Linked DNA regions of Homo sapiens: region 1 is linked to region 2. A link is a loop called in an ENCODE intact Hi-C map of the cell type or tissue named here. Cell type or tissue: GM12878. All regions are shown on one strand.

Region 1 (8,000 bases), 170 kb after region 2:
ACTGCAACCTCTGCCTCCTGGGTTCAAGCAGTTCTCCAGCCACAGCCTCCCAAGTAGCTGGGACTACAGGCACATGCTGCCACGCCTGGCTAATTTTTGTATTTTTAGTAGAGACAGGGTTTCACCATATTGGTCAGGCTGGTCTCGAACTCCTAACCTCAGGTGATCCACCCACCTCGGCCTCCTAAACTGGTGGGATTACCAGCGCGAGCCACCACGCTGGCCCTGCCAGGCATTTTATAGACATTTTTCATTTGACGCTCACAACCACCCTGCAAAGATGGCATATTATAACCTTTTTTTGTTTGTTTGTTTGTTTTTTTGAGATGGAGTCTCGCTCTGTCGCCCGGGCTGGAGAGCAGTGGCACGATCTCGGCTCACTGCAAGCTCCGCCTCCTGGGTTCACGCCATTCTCCTGTCTCAGCCTCCCGAGTAGCTGGGACTACAGGCACCTGCCACCACGCCCGTCTAATTTTTTGTATTTTTTGTAGAGACGGGGTTTCACTGTGTTAGCCAGGATGGTCTCGATCTCTTGACCTTGTGATCCGCCCACCTCGGCCTCCCAAAGTGCTGGGATTGCAGGCATGAGCCACCACGCCTGGCCCTATAACCGTTTTTGAGATTTAAAAACTGAAGGTCATGTGATTGTGTAAATATTTAAAAAGTGATCATATTAAAAAATATCATAGTGATGGCACATTGATAAGATTCAAGAACATTTTGGGCAAGGCAGGCAGTCATGAGGATCTCCTTAAGCAGTCTCTTGTGAAGTGATCGGTAACTGAATTTTGCTTTTTGGGTGGTCTTCAATTATGTCTGCTTTATCTGTTAGGTTTCACTAGCTATTACATTCATGCAACTCCAGAAATTTACCTCCAATTTATATGTGACTTACAACATTTTCTTATGTCTGGTAAATATTTGAAAGGATTGAATTACAAAGAGACGGATAAGGCCATGAAGCTAAGACAAAGTTTTGGGTATGTGCATGTAAATGCAATTTTTCTCAGGAAGAAATACACCATGATCAGATAACTCAAAAGTTTTATAACCTTGATAAATAGATTTACCTTCGTTTCTGTTGTTTTTGAAGAAGTTAAATGTCTGCTTTAAATGTTTCCCTGAGTTTCAAGTTTTCTTATTTCAGACTCATAATTATATCATTTTGATTAAAATGGAGCACAGACTGGAGTTATTACTTGCTTAAAAGCCAAAAACTTGAGGGTATCCAGCATAAGAATTGTGTGTTTTGGTCTGTGGATAGCAGCTGCTTGAAGTCCATAAAAACAAGAAACCTGAAGTTGATTCAGATGAATCTGAAGTCTTGTACCTGAATTATGTCAAGGTTAGCAGTAAATGCCATTTAAAAAGACTGAGTACAAATTGCCAAATTCCTTTGAATGCCAAACCATATTTCTCAGGAAAGTTGGCCACTGCCAAATTTATAACATTTGTGTTTCTGTTACCTGAATTCCAAGGGCAGAGGGGTGATTGAGGGGGTAAGGGAAAGGCACAGGTGAATTTTATTTTCAGATGTCTAATAGGACAGTGTGACATTGCCCAGAGATAGTCTCTCAAAGGTAGTGAGTGCCAGCAGAACTTCTCGAATGCGAAGTTGAGAAATTTTACTTATTTACTTATTTTCCCATTGAAAAAAAAAAAAAAAACTTTAAATGTTTTCTGAGTTAAAAAGGCCTCTGACTGGTAGTCCTGACACAGCTTCTTGAGAGTCTCCGAGAGAGCCTCTTCTCAGTACAATTCCTAAGAAGATAGGAAGAAAAAAAAAAATATTCTTAACACATAAAACTAGAATTAGTGGGAAGAAATGCCTACTGTAAACTCAACAGAACCGGGGTTAAAAAATATAGGATAAGTTTTGACTACCTAAAAGTAGCAGGGCAGACCCATCTCTTCCCTAACTCTGTCCATAATTCAGAAAGGGCCCAGGGAACTGTCCTCAGGAATGCTCTTCCCCCCTCTTCCTTGTCCTCTCCGACAGAGCCTTTCTAATCAGTAGGAGGTCACAACTTAGAAAATAACCAGAGAGAGCTGGAATGGTAAGTTAGGGGCTATTACTGTTATATTCTGAGAATCCTGATCCATGAAAATAAAGTGCTGAAGGTGGGGTAGAGTTAGAAAGACCTGTGTTCACTGAGGGTTTTGAGTATTACAGGCTCTCCATCACTCAGAGCATCAGAAAGTCAGGCGGTGAACGCAGGAGATTTTTCTCTCAGGCTAACCAAAACCATGTTGAAATGAAAACCACCTTGGAACTGGCCTTTTCATCTCAGACTGCCAAATAACTAGCACCCAAGTGGATCCCTTAGCTCAGAGCAGTCACCAGGCATGGGTAGGTCTTTCCTTGTTTAGTGATAAACAGGAAAAACCTAACCGAGCCTACTGAACCATGTCCATCTATAAAAGAAAAAGGGAGATCATACTGGAGATTTGAAAGAAGAGTAGACCTCCAGAACTGATTGATTATAATTTATTTCTGTTATAGTATTTCCACTTAGTATTATGATTTATTTCTGTCCCTCATGAAAGGGACAGAAAGTAGTCAGGCGGTTATGAGATGAAAAGACAGTAAGATGGGATGAAATCGGAGTGAAACAATAAAAAAAAGACTAAGTTAAAAATGTAATAGCATATTAAAATTCATGTGTAAGGGGGTAATGAGCTGAAAATAAAGTCTGTGTTTTGAAGGAGAAACAAGATAAAGCTCTTTGGAATCCAAAGGATAAAAACATAAAATGAGGGAGAAGATATATAGAGAGAATATCTAACAGGAGAATTACAAGTGTTGATAAACAGGGAACCAAGTGAAATAGAACAACATCATTATAAGAAGTTTTCATGCACGTGTGCAGATTTGAAAGTGTTGCCGTATTTTTCATGTGAAATCAATGAAAAATATGTTTGGGCATTTCTATTTAAGAATAATGTTAAAGTACCTTGCCAAAATATCTGGCAAGATATTAGCTACCAGGGAACAAAGTTGTTTTTCTTCTCCTTTCTAGCAATAAATGCCAAAAAAAAAAAAAAATAGTGCATTGATTTTAGTAGAGTTTTGAGGAGAAAAGATGGTGACTTAAGAACTTACTGAGCTTCCTCCTTATATGTTATGTGGAAAGGCAATTGAGAGGCATTCGTTGATAAGCAGGAGCTCAGGAAAGATACACTAAACCTCTTGTTCACGTGGGAGTACCTAAAGGTTGCCTTTTTATTGTTAAGCTTTATAATTTAAAAAGGTGTAAATTTAAACTTAATTCATTTTGGTTAACTTCAGTAATTATCAAAATAATAAAACTATAAAGTATGTATCTTCTAAACACCTAGAAATATATATTCCAAAAGATAGGCAACAAAGAAAGAATAAAAATAATACAGGGAAAATGTTTACTATATATGACTACTTTAAAGAAATACAGACATTAACATATGTATGTACGTATATACACATACATATATACATATAAAATTGACCATATACATATATTTGTGTGTTCAACACACGCATTATTTTTCAGGTACTGCACTAACCTTTTATTCCATTGACTTGTTACTTTTCCTAAGAACTCTGTGACACTGGCCTTATTATACCTGTTTTAAAGATAAACAAGTTTAGTTAGAGATGGCCCAAGGTCACACAGCTAGTGGAGGAGCTGGGATTTGACCCCAAACAGTCTGACTGTTGACCCAATGCTCTTAAGCAACTGTGCAATACAGCGAAAGGGGCGCCGGGGGTTAATGTTCACACTGCTTGATGCTGCTGACTTCCGACCAGCCACAAGGCACCCCGGAGCCAAAGGCAGATGACTCCCTGGCTTGCCAGTGACGTGTGATGCGGTCTGATATGACAAAGTGAGTTAAACAAGCAGATTTTTCCTCTCAGGAAACAGACACAAGAACAACTGAAAAGAATAAAGCAGATGTGTGAGTTACTATTCCTTACAGCAAAAGAACCTCATCAGAACCGCAGGCTGGAAAGAGGTGATTACTTTTAAAGGGCAGTTCATTCCTCCTGCATGTTGGAAACTGTGGCTCTTAACTGGCTAAAATTTTAACTTTCAGTGTAGCCCTCACTTGGCTTGTGCTTCTTAATGTTGTAGATAACATTATAGATTTATATAATATTCAACTTTTATATATATATTACTTATATATAAATGTTTATGTATAAATATATATTTGTATATAATATGTATTCGTATATGATATGTAGTAAATGTTATATTTAAACCATCATATAGAAAAGCCATTATTGGGTACACTGTACAAATCTGCCTTTATAATTGAGTGTACTGTTCTACTAAAAGCAGCTTTAGAGAAAGGATTGAAAGCCAGCTCTTTCTACTTCACTAGCCTTCATTGTTTGGATTGGCATTATGTGTACAGTTATATTGTAACTGTCACTTGTGGTCTAATCTTCCCCTTAGGGGAAACTTGAGAAACCTGGTCAGCTTTAACATTTAGAGGAAGTTTAAACATATTGGAGCATAAAATTCACAGTTGTTTAACTGAAACTCCAGTTCTTGTCAGACCACATCTCTCCAGCCCTTCTGTGATTGGAATCATCTAACTTTGGCCCTCAATAAGGAAAACTTTGACAAGATGCAAAAAATGTTTACTCTTGTTTTCTTTGCCAGGAACCTGAGTCTGCAGCAGACTCTGAGACCTCTTTGCCTACCCCAAATAAGTGAATTGTCACTGTAACTGTTTTTTATCCCCATAACTGCTTTCGGTGAATGCCAATCTAGTTGTTACATGCCTTTAATATTTTGGGTAATTATGTTCTTTAAGAATGAAAATATTTTTTCCTTCCTTCCTTTCTTCTTTCCTTCCTGGTTTTGTTATAGTCTAGCTGTGAGACCAGTTGCCTTTCATATATTCTAGAAGAGAAGGATGAGGTGAGTTTCACAGTGATCTTTTTCCAAAATACAAAACCACTGTCACTCTCCACTTCCCAGGCAACCCCACTCATTCTATTTTCTAGTGAGGGTTTTGCTTAGATGATGACGAGTCTCTTGATTCAGTGGACTCCTAAGGGACCATCTTTCACCAGCACCAAATGCTGTTTAGTTCACATATTGAAATGTTTTAAATTATAACTTAGCAATTGTAGTTAGTAATCTTCACATTATATTGTCTCACATTTAATGTATAATTTCCTAAGAGAAGGAAATGGTCCTGGTGGGGGTCAATAGTTATAGTAACTATTAATAATACTGATGACTACTAGTTAATAGTAATTAAGGCCTCCTAAAATGAGAGGAAAAAAAATCTTTTGTTTATAAGGTTTAAAAAGAAGAGTTGATACTTAATAGTTTTAGTAAAACCCCAGTGCATGTTCGATTAATTTTGTTACTTTATTCTGGGCATGTAGTTGAATAATTACCTGCATTTTTGATTTGCTGAAAAGGTGGTGGTTACAATTTTTTTTGTTTTTTTTTTTTTTACAGTACTGTTTTTAGTTCATTACATTGAGATGCTACATTTTCCTTTTCTTAAATACATGCAAGATGAAATGTTTTACCTCTGAGATGAAAAATTTGAAATTTCTTTAATGTGACTCCTTACTAACACAATTGCAGGCAAGCATTGAACATTTGCTTTGTTCCAGGCACCATGTGCTGTGTGCTCTACCTACCTAATCTCACTTAGTCCACTTAGTGCTATTTGCAGGTTGAGGCTTAGAAAGAAAAAGAAACTTGCCCAGAGTCCAACACTAGTAGCTGGTAAAGAGCTGGTCTTTGCATGCAGCCTCTCTCACTTCAGGATGGGTGCTTCCCAGCACCACACTGTACCACCCTCAAGACGAGTTGCAGGAGGAAAGGAACCTCTAGTGGTATTAACTAAATCTTAGCAAGTAGTTGCCTGTAAATTGTAGACTTTTAAATACAATCTCACATTTCTGTGATCTTTACCCATACACCAGTTACCTTCAAACTAATTTAAGAATCTTATAGATATTAAAAATGCTTGATTGGCCAATATCTCATTTCTGTCAAAATCATGTACTAGAAGCATGTATCAAATCAGAGACTTATTTATGACAATTTGCACACACATTTGGATAAAATGCATCAACTTCTTTCAAAGTTTACTTGAAATAAAAAGGGAAGAATACGAAGTATCACAGGTTAAAGCAATGCCCTCATTCCATTTAGGCAAAAGTGTTGTGCTATTTGAATAGTGTTAGTTTGAGAATATGGAGTTGTACTCCTTATAGCAATTCCAACCTAGAAAAATGTTTGTGTTTTAATTGATGGGTTAGGCAAAAAGTTAATCTTTGCATAGAGGAAAGAAACAGCTCTGACTTAGAGGTTTTGGGGCTAGAACATGGATCAAGTGTCTGAAGTTTTTCATGTGGCCTCAAGTTGAATCTTGGTCAGAGAATACACGGTGGTCAAACTTCACACCATAGTCATAATGTATGAAGCCAAAAGAAAAGTCCTAGTTGCTGGGTGCTTCCATTATATCATCAACCTGGGTTTAATGATTTTATTGGAAGCACGACTTCCAGTGAGGCAAGGCAGTAAGCCCCAGAAGAGAGGCCTTCCATGGGTAGATAGGAACTCAAATGCTTTCCCAGGCTGGACCCAGGAGACTGTGTCAGCTACTGTGATATGGCTTGCCACCAGGACAGATCATTCTACCCGTCTAAGGAGTTAGGGTATCCCCAAGAGCTGTGATGGGAGGTGGAAATTCACACCTGTGAAATGGGAGGTATGCTGAGTTGAACGGGATAGCCCAAGGCCTGTCCATGAACTGAGCCATGGCCAAGGATTTCTTAATTCTAGAGGCCTCCTTCTTGAGCTTGCCTTCTTTTGAACTTGGCCCTCAGTGTCTGGGTAAGTTGGAGCGTGACTATCCAGGGAAAGCCCCTGGTTTGTATTTAGTCAAGTTGGCCAGAGAAGACTGGATCTAAGCGGGAATAAAATTTGCTGACCCCCATCTCAGAGGTTAACATTTTCATTTGTGTTTTGCATGACTCATTTTAAATTACAGTGCTCTACAAGTATAGAAAGAAGCCTTCCTCTTCCCACCGTCCCCAGACACCACATAATGGAAAAAGCAAGAATTTTCTGCATAAGCAAGGCCTTAAAAAAAAAAAAGCCAGCCTCTGATGGGACTTCTTTCCTGCCAGAAATCCCACTGGTCCACTGTCGCAATTTTTACAAAAGGCCACGATGAAAGAGTAAGGCCCATTTTGAGCCCTTTGCTTCTGTATTATGTGAAACATAACTTGTATGTTTCACATATGTTCTTGGTATCAGAAGAATTGTTAGTTTTTGAACATGTAAAATCTACTAGGGTCTCTGACTGTTAAAGTATAATTTTGATTAAGAAAAGATTTGTTCCACTGCTTTGATTAGACACATAAAACTTTGAAAAGTTTTGATGTTCTGTTTCCTGTTTTAAAAAAATATGTCCTCTCCTATGAACTCTAACTAGATGAGAGGATTTTCCTCAGAGAAAATTCAGCCCTGGGAAGAACCATCTATGGAGGTCATAACCTAGAAAATTCTTCAAGGGAAGTTGCAGTGAATTAAAAGAGGGCGGAGTTAGAAAGTCCTGTTCTACCAAATTTGTGCTAATAGTTGCACCTTTCTTTCTTTCCCAGAATGGTCACTGGAGAAAATGTGTAAACCAACTGCAAACAAGTTTATCCGTTGCCACCTTTCTTTTCCTTTAGTGACAGTTCAATTCGTTAACCTGAAGGAGCTACTGTACCATCAAGACTAGCTCCCAGCCCAGGGCTTCAGCATAAAGCAGCTGCTCAGTTAATTTTGGTGGATCACGGGCAGAAACAAGTTACCTTTGGGATGCAGATTCTGAATAGTCTGCCATGAAATGATTAAATGAATGAGAGTGATGAGGGGCTACTTAATTGGACTATGTAAAATGGCTCCTTAAGCTTCGTGGACAATTGAGTAATTTCAGTTTCCTCTCTTCACTCTTGTTTACTTCCTGCTCTTCTAGCATCAAGTGTTAGG
Region 2 (8,000 bases):
TGTTAGGAATTGTGAAGACAGGGAGAAGGGGTTAGTAAGAGGATCTCTTTCTCACCCACTCAGGTTTGCTCTGCATTTCCTTATTTGAATAGGAATAGGCAAAGGAAGTCAGAAAAAATACAAGAAAAAATTTAAAATGTGGAACTAGAAGAGACTTTATGGGTTATTTTTTATCTCTAAAAAAAAATAAGGCCTAAAACTTTTCAATGACTTACCCGAAGTCAGGGGTTGAGTAAGTATGATACTGTGATGTTGAAATCCATGTCTTCTTATGTCATGCTCTTTATACAGAATGTCCCTGTCTTTTGATCTCCAAGTGTCTCATAAAGTCTAATTGCAAAAGCTTTAAAATGAAAGGTTTACCAAACACAATATGTAAGAAACTGCAGTTTCTTACATATTGCCACCAAATCATGAGATCTTCTCCCCTGTCTTCACTAACATTTCACCCCAGGTTTACCAGAAATACCTTTTTTAAAGCTTCTCTTGAAGTCCAGGCTACACTTCAACTTCAAATCCAGATGGTTCTCTTAACTGTTGGATATTTTCAGCCATCAGGCTTTCTGGAGAGCCCACTTCAGTGTTGTAACATTTGTCTTTCAGTCCTATTCAAACTGCGTCCATTTGGTACCTGCACACTTTCGTGCCTTGATGGGCTTGGCCTGGAGACTTCCATGTCCTTATCTCTTTTCCTTTCTTCTACTTCTCTCCAGAACACCGGAGGTACAAAGACAAAACTTCAATCCCATGGTCTTAAAGATCCATTTTAGATGACTTAGACCCCTGACCCAACTATTTAAGAGTTTAGTTCTACAACTGTGCTCCAAAAATGACAGCTGGAGGCAAACCCCAACAGCCAATTAAATTCAGAAGTGACAGTAGAAAGCAGACCAAATATTTTTATAGAAAAGTTTTGTCCATTTGAGAAGTGGTAAAAAAAGACTGGGATTGCTCAAGAGCCCTTTCAACAGGTCCAATTTGGGACACAGAAATTTAATAATGAAATGATGTGGTATTTTGAGGGACATTAAAGATGCTACATACTGTTTTCATCAGGCACCCTGACTCAAGCACTGAATGTATTTTCTAATGTCATTTGTCAGAGCCCTTAAAGCCAATGCTGTTGACAACAGCTGAGGGGCCTATGAATCACCAGCTCCAGCCTGCAGGAGAATGCCGTGTACAAACTACGTTGACTTAATTGGACTGAAATTTAGAAGCTACACATTGACCTCCGAAGTGAGTACATTAGTTGTCCTCTGGAGTCGACCCTCAGTTAACAAAGATATGCATTTGGATTAACTCACATGCCCTTCATTTCTTTGAGTTCACTCAAGCGAAGCCATTTTTAAAGATGGTCATGAACAATGCCCATTGAGCAACGTCCTGAAATCAGCTGAGTGACCCTAAGGGCTACTTTCTAAAGTCCTCTTCTGTGTCACTCATTCTTTCTCTCCAGTCAACCAAACGCCATTTTCCTGAGCCCCGTGGGGATCTTTGGCTTGATACCTAATAGTTTGCTACTTTTGTATCCTGCAGGTGGTTGCAAGATGGAAGATAGGGATACATCTATTTCTAAAGTGTAATTTATTTTTTTTTAATTTTTATTTTATTTTATCCTTTTGAGATGGAGTCACCCAGGCTGTTGTGTAGTGGTGCCAACTCAGCTCACTGAAACCTCCACCTCTCCGATTCAAGGGATTCTTCTACCTCAGCCTCCCAAGTAGCTGGGATTACAGCACCTGCCACCACGCCCGGCTAATTTTTTGTACTTTACATTAGTAGAGATGGGGTTTCACCATGTTTGCCAGGCTGGTCTTGAACTTCTGGCCTCAGGTGATCTGCCCACCTCGGCTTCCCCAAAGTGCTGGGATTACAAGCATGAGCCACCGCACCCAGCCTAATGTAATTAATTTTAATACCAGGTGTAAATATTTGAAAACTGAAGAAGTCTGCAAAAACTGACATTTCTGATTATACCATGCTCCAAGAGGTATTTTATAGTTAGAGTTTGTTTCTGGGCACCTATGATAAGTATACTAGTCTCAGGAAAAAGCGAAGTCTTATCACTATTCTAAAGTTTCACCTACTTAAAAAAAACGCATCTGCGTAAGGAATTCATTTACAGTACAATTGTCACAATTGTACATTTATTTTTTCTACTTGATTTTGTTTTTTACTCTTTCTTGCTATTGAATAAATTTTATAAATCTACATAAATAATAAACCTCCAAATTTCAGGTTAAGATATGTTTATGTGTAAAAGACCCTTTTTAAAAATATCATGTTCATAATAAATGCTACAAAAATAGCCTACAATATTTCCAGTTGTATTAAATTTACCTAGGAGTTTAAAACTAACAGGGATTTAAAATAAACTTAAACAAAAAAATGTTGATACGTTTATCAAACTGGAGATTTAGTAGAACCAGCTAAATCTGGATGCCAGATCCCATAACATTTTTGATCAAGAAATATTTTGGCCCGTATAGTCAGTGTCTCTACGTCCTGGGAGACAGAACGAGAGACTCTGACTCAAAAAAAAAAAAAAGAAATTAGTAAAATCTCATTGCACTCATCATATGCATGGAGATGAAAATGTCTTGTAATGCGATGTAAATTTAATCAAGCTTCCTATTATTATTATTATTATCATCATTATTTTTGACACGGAGTCTCGCTCTGTCGCACAGGCTGGAGTGCCGTGGCCCGATCTTGGCTCACTGCAAGCTCCGCCTCCTGGGTTCACGCCATTCTCCTGCCTCAGCCTCCCGAGTAGCTGGGACTACAGGCACCTGCCACCACGTCCGGCCAATTTTTTGTATTTTTACTAGAGACGGGGTTTCACTGTGTCAGCCAGGATGGTCTCAAACTCCTGACCTCGTGATCCGCCCACCTCGGCCTCCCAAAGTGCTGGGATTACAGGCATGAGCCACCACGCCTGGCCCTAGCTCCCAATTTTAACACCCACAAGACATTGGGAATAAATACAATGGTGAACAGTCAATAGAACGTTTCTATTCTCCCAGGTAACACTAAAGCTCTCTTTTGGTGCTCATGCAGCTTAGTCTCCTCGCTCTAGGTTTATTTTCATTTTACTTTTCAACTCTTTAGAGATACCAACTATTTTGAACTTATAATCACGTAAAGCTGTGAATCGAGTTCCATTTTCTTTTTTTCTTTTTATATATCTTACAATACGTGGGACAAATTGAAAATTTTGAAGTTCTAAAATTCTGGTTTTTATTTTATCCATTTGTGCCTCAGGCACATGCCTTTGAAAACTTAAGATGACACTGAAAAATTCCCTTGGGGACTTTCTAAGATGACTGTCCCTTAGCTTGGTTTCACTAGCAAATTGCTGGCCTTCTGAGGTTGCTGTACAGCTCCATGTGCACAACAGCAACAGAAAAGGATGTGATATGGGTGAGCACATGTGACTCCACACACACTTTCTCCCTGGAGATAGTCCTTCAGATGACAGGGGAACCAAAACGTTTCCAAATATGATTTAAGAAAACCAAATATTTGAATTTTTTTAATGAATACTAAAATTCTGACTCAATATGGTACCACAAGCCAAGATGACAGAAGGTGACTAGTATGACTCAAGTCATGAAACCAACAAGCAAATAAAATTTCTGTTCACAAAAAGATATTCAAAATGTGGTCCTAGTGCATGATTTAGAATAATCCTAACTAAGGAGTGAAACTATATTGTTTAATAGAGTTACAGATCCATGAAGTCGTTTAGTCTCCAGAAATCTCAGTTTACTACACAGATGGATTTATAACAACCTCTAATGGGTGTAACTTAAGATGGAACAGATGACTCTACCAGTGGATTAATCAACCTCTTCCAAACTGCAAATTAAAAAAGAAACAAATCAAACACTGCATTTTCCTCACAGATGTTTAGCAAAACATATTCAGTCTTACTCCTATAATTACAGCATTAGGAGAGTTTTACCAGCATCAAAGTAAATAAAAACATATCAAATGAAAGTTGATGAAAAACTAACAAGAGACTGAATAATAATTTTTAAAGATCTCACGGCCAGAAAATCTTATTGATTTCAATTATATATTCATTACTTTCAAACGGGGAGCCCTGGAGTTAGAAAATGTGACTCTTGTGGGGACCTGAGCTATGTTCTAACCACAGTATCCAACAAAATTCGTCTCCAACATCTGCAGTTGATTAAAAAAAAAAAAAAAAAAAAAAAAAAGTTTTTTTTTTTTTGGTGTTTTCTTTTTTTTTTTTTTTGCCAAGATTCATTTGAGCTTTTTTAGCACCAGAGGGAAAGAAAAAAAAAAAGAAAGAAAGAAAGCAGTAGAGATACCCCAAATCTGGGATATTCAAAGCAAATATTATCAATTGACCTTCACATTCGATGTTACATTGAGTACAAATAGCAAATTTTCACAGGTGATTTTCTATTAATGACTCTCCTACACGACTTCCGGGAAGTAAATGAGTCAGAGAGGACTAACCTCTCAAGAGATGTATTAACAAACATCCCATTCCCTCATTCCTTCGTTTCCTAATGCTCACGTGACTTAACCACACAAAATCATGGTAGTGTTGCCTACAAACTGACCAAGGTTAGACATCACTTGCATTGTCTCAATCTCTGAACAGCAGCCAATCAACATGCTCAATACTCTCAACTCTGCTCAAGGCTCTTGGAAGATGGAATGATAGAGGGGCAGTCAATCAAAGCTATAACTACCTCAGCTCCCGCCAGTCTGTCTCCACTCAAAGTGTCCATTTAGCCGGGAAGCACAGCAAAATTTATAGCCAGGACTTTTATTGTGCAGAGCTTTAACACTGTAAGGAACCCTATACTCATGCCTGAAAGCCTTTAAGAAGGGCAGACCCAGAATTTGTTTTAACCAATAGGCAAGTTCAATAGCCTACGCAGTGATAAGCCTGAAATTAATCAGTTTGACATTCACAAATCTCCCAAGCTATTACTTTGCATTTTATATCTGATGATGCCACAGGTTAAAAAAAATACAGCATTCATCCCATTTTTTATACATTTTCTTTTTGCACAACATGTCTGAAGTGGCAATCTCTTTTTTTTTTTTTTTTTTTTTTTTTGAGACGGAGTTTCACTCTTGTTGCCCAGCTGGAGTGCAATGGTATGACCTCGGCTCACCACAACCTCTGCCTCCCAGGTTCGAGCGATTCGCCTGCCTCAACCTCCCGGGTGGCTGGGATTACACGTATGTGCCACCACGCCTGGCTAATTTTGTATTTTTAGTAGAGATGGGGTTTCTCCATGTTGGCCAGGCTGGTCTCGAACTCCCAACCTCAGGTGATCGCCAGTCTGGCCTCCCAAAGTGCTGGAATTACAGGTGTGAGCCAACGTGCCCAGCCTTCTCTCTCTCTTTTTTTTTTTTTTTAATTTTTTGTGTGTTTTGGGTTTTTTAAGTTAATTTTTTGTATGTTTTGTGGCGTTTTTTTTGTTGTTAATTTTTTGTGTGTTTTGTTGAAGAGGCTGATGGAGAGGCCCATGAAAAAACAGACCCACTTCTCTTTACTCCAACTTTTTTTTGTTGTAGTTATTTTTGAGATAGAGTCTCACTCTGTCACACAGGCTGAAGTGCAATGGCATGATCTTGGCTCACTGCACCCTCCGCCTCCTGGGTTCAGGTGATTCTCCTGCTTCAGCCTCCCCAGTGACTGAGACTACAGGTGTGCACCATCACACCTGACTAATTTTTGTATTTTTAGTAGAGACAGGGTTTCACTATGTTGGCCAGGCTGGTCTCGAACTCCTGACCTCAGGTGATCCACCCACCTCGGCCTCCCAAAGTGCTGGGATTACAGGCATGAGCCACTGTGCCTGGCCTTCTTTAATCCAATTTCTCAGGAGTCATGCCTTGGTGCACCACATAAAATGTCAGTGCTTCCTTCAACCCCGAAACACAAGTACATCATATCCCACTTCCCAGCTTTATTTTTTCTCCCTAGTAATCATCACTTTATATACACTATCTTATGTATTTCTCTTATTTATTTTGCTTATTGTCTGTCCTTTTCAGTGGACTGTAAGTTGCACCAGGATTGCAGGCAAATGCCTCTGTATTGCCTGTCAATAGATTACGATGTGGCTATGTGTTCATTCAACAAGTTATTGAGCACCTACTATGTGCCAGGCCTTGCTCTAGGTAAACAAAACAGACAAAAATTCTCCTTTTCCTGACTTTTCCATCAATGCTAATGTGCCTCACTGTGGGATTATCTATCAAAGCTATTGTGTTTCACTGTGGGATTATTGGAAATGAAAGCCATTTTTTAAATGACATTCTTAGCCTGATCTTTTCCATAGGCAGTTGATCACAGGAGACAAGCTGCTTGTAGATTAAGTTGACATAGGCACAAGTCAGGAAAAGAGATTATTGTGTTATGATCACTGCTGCATCTCCAGCACCTAGAGCAGGGCCCAGCACATAGCACATGCTCAGTAAATATTTGTTGAATGAAAGGATTTGCCCATCATCATAATTTACTGTCATAGGAAATGATTACTCTATTTCGTCTCCTCACTCTTAATGGGTTTCTAGCCTGGAATCCCAGTGTCCTCTCCTGAAGAATCAAGCCTAAACCTCAGCTTCTCACCCCACCTATATCCCAATCCTCAAATCTCACTAATTTAGTCCTGGTAGCTAATCTGATAAACTAAACCTGCAGAATAATAGTAATTGAATACGTCACCCTTTCACATATAATTAATGATCACTTTAACTATGACTTAAAGCCATAGACTCAAGCAGTGACTATTGTGGCAAATCAAGTTCCAAGTGTCCTACTCTTATCCCTACCCCTCTCCCTACCATTATAACAACATGGGTGATCAACTGGGCTAGAAGGAGTTTTCAGAGGCTTCTAATTAATTGCGCAATTGTCCTCAGGCTGGGCATCAGGCCAATCACATACAGGAGATAATTGGAGGGCAGCTATTAAACTAGGTAAGGAGTCAGCAAATCTTTTCTATAAAAGGTCAGATACAATGTAAATATTTCAGGCTTTTAGGACCATATTCCACTCTGCCATTGTAGTGCAAATGAAGCCACACACAGTATAGAAAAATATGTTCCTGGCTGTGTTCTGATAACACTTTATTTACAAAAAACAGGCTGTGGGTCAGTCTGTGTCCACAGGCCATGGTTTGTTGACCCCTGCTCTAGACCCAGGTGATATGTAAAATAATCCCAAACCCTACTCTCTAGGCCCTTAAAATTGAATATGATCCTGTTGCTTAATTAATTACAACTAAATGTATCACAGGTATCTGCACACCTAGTGGTTATTTTTCATAAAAGAAAAAGATGATAGTCATTTCCTGATAAAAATTAAATTGTCTCTCTCTCTCCCCTTCTCTTTTTATGTGTTCACCCACTCATTCTCCAGAATTCACCCCCACCCAGTGGCAGCTATGGTACCAGCTTAGGCCTCCCTCAGGAAAGCAACTTGCCACTCAGCCTCAAGGAGTGCTGTTAGGTGACAGTCTCCAGGGACAACGCCTTCAGTGTCTGCCACAGTGTCACTCTGAGCTATGGTCTTTCCAGGCAGCTCCCAGCCAATGACTGAGCATGGTGGAGCATCAGGACCCAGAATCAGCCCTGGCTGGTGGTGGACTCCTCACAGGCCAGCTTGGCACCAAAACTTCCTATTGGGTTGGCCAAGCTCTGTCAGATGTGAATTACAGCCAGAGAATTTCCCAGGCCGGGTCTGCTATCCTCTCCTTTTCCTGTTCTAGGCATCAGCTCTGGATCACTGTCTGATTTCCCCTGCCCAATCTGGTTTCCTATCTCTTTATCTTTCAGACATTCTACAAAAACAACAACTTCTACAAAACAACAACTTCCCCCACCCCAAGGGAAAAAAAAAAAAAAAAGAACACTGTACTCTTAATTCCTATGGATGAGTATTTGCCTCACTTCCCCTCCCCGCCAGCCCCTACTCACCTCCTATTCTATTGAGATCC

Evidence for each region. Peaks named below come from ENCODE experiments on the same cell type or tissue, not always from the same donor. Only the 100,000 strongest peaks of a DNase experiment are listed, where the experiment ranks them.
Region 1: it touches region 2 in a loop (3.0-fold over the local background); 2 of 110 quality-filtered maps call a loop at or near these places.

What each region holds. Positions count from the first base shown.
Region 1 is chr5:68,235,945-68,243,944 of GRCh38, forward strand. The region is part of intron 2 of PIK3R1 (phosphoinositide-3-kinase regulatory subunit 1); the gene reads left to right. Among named protein-coding and RNA genes, the nearest start is that of PIK3R1, 24 kb to the left of the region's middle. In GM12878, no CTCF peak of the experiment used is centred here; DNase peaks (open chromatin) are centred at 3,812 and 4,411; H3K27ac peaks cover 463 bases.
Region 2 is chr5:68,067,294-68,075,293 of GRCh38, forward strand. No RefSeq gene overlaps it. Among named protein-coding and RNA genes, the nearest start is that of LINC02219, 120 kb to the right of the region's middle. In GM12878, no CTCF peak of the experiment used is centred here; a DNase peak (open chromatin) is centred at 3,448; H3K27ac peaks cover 632 bases.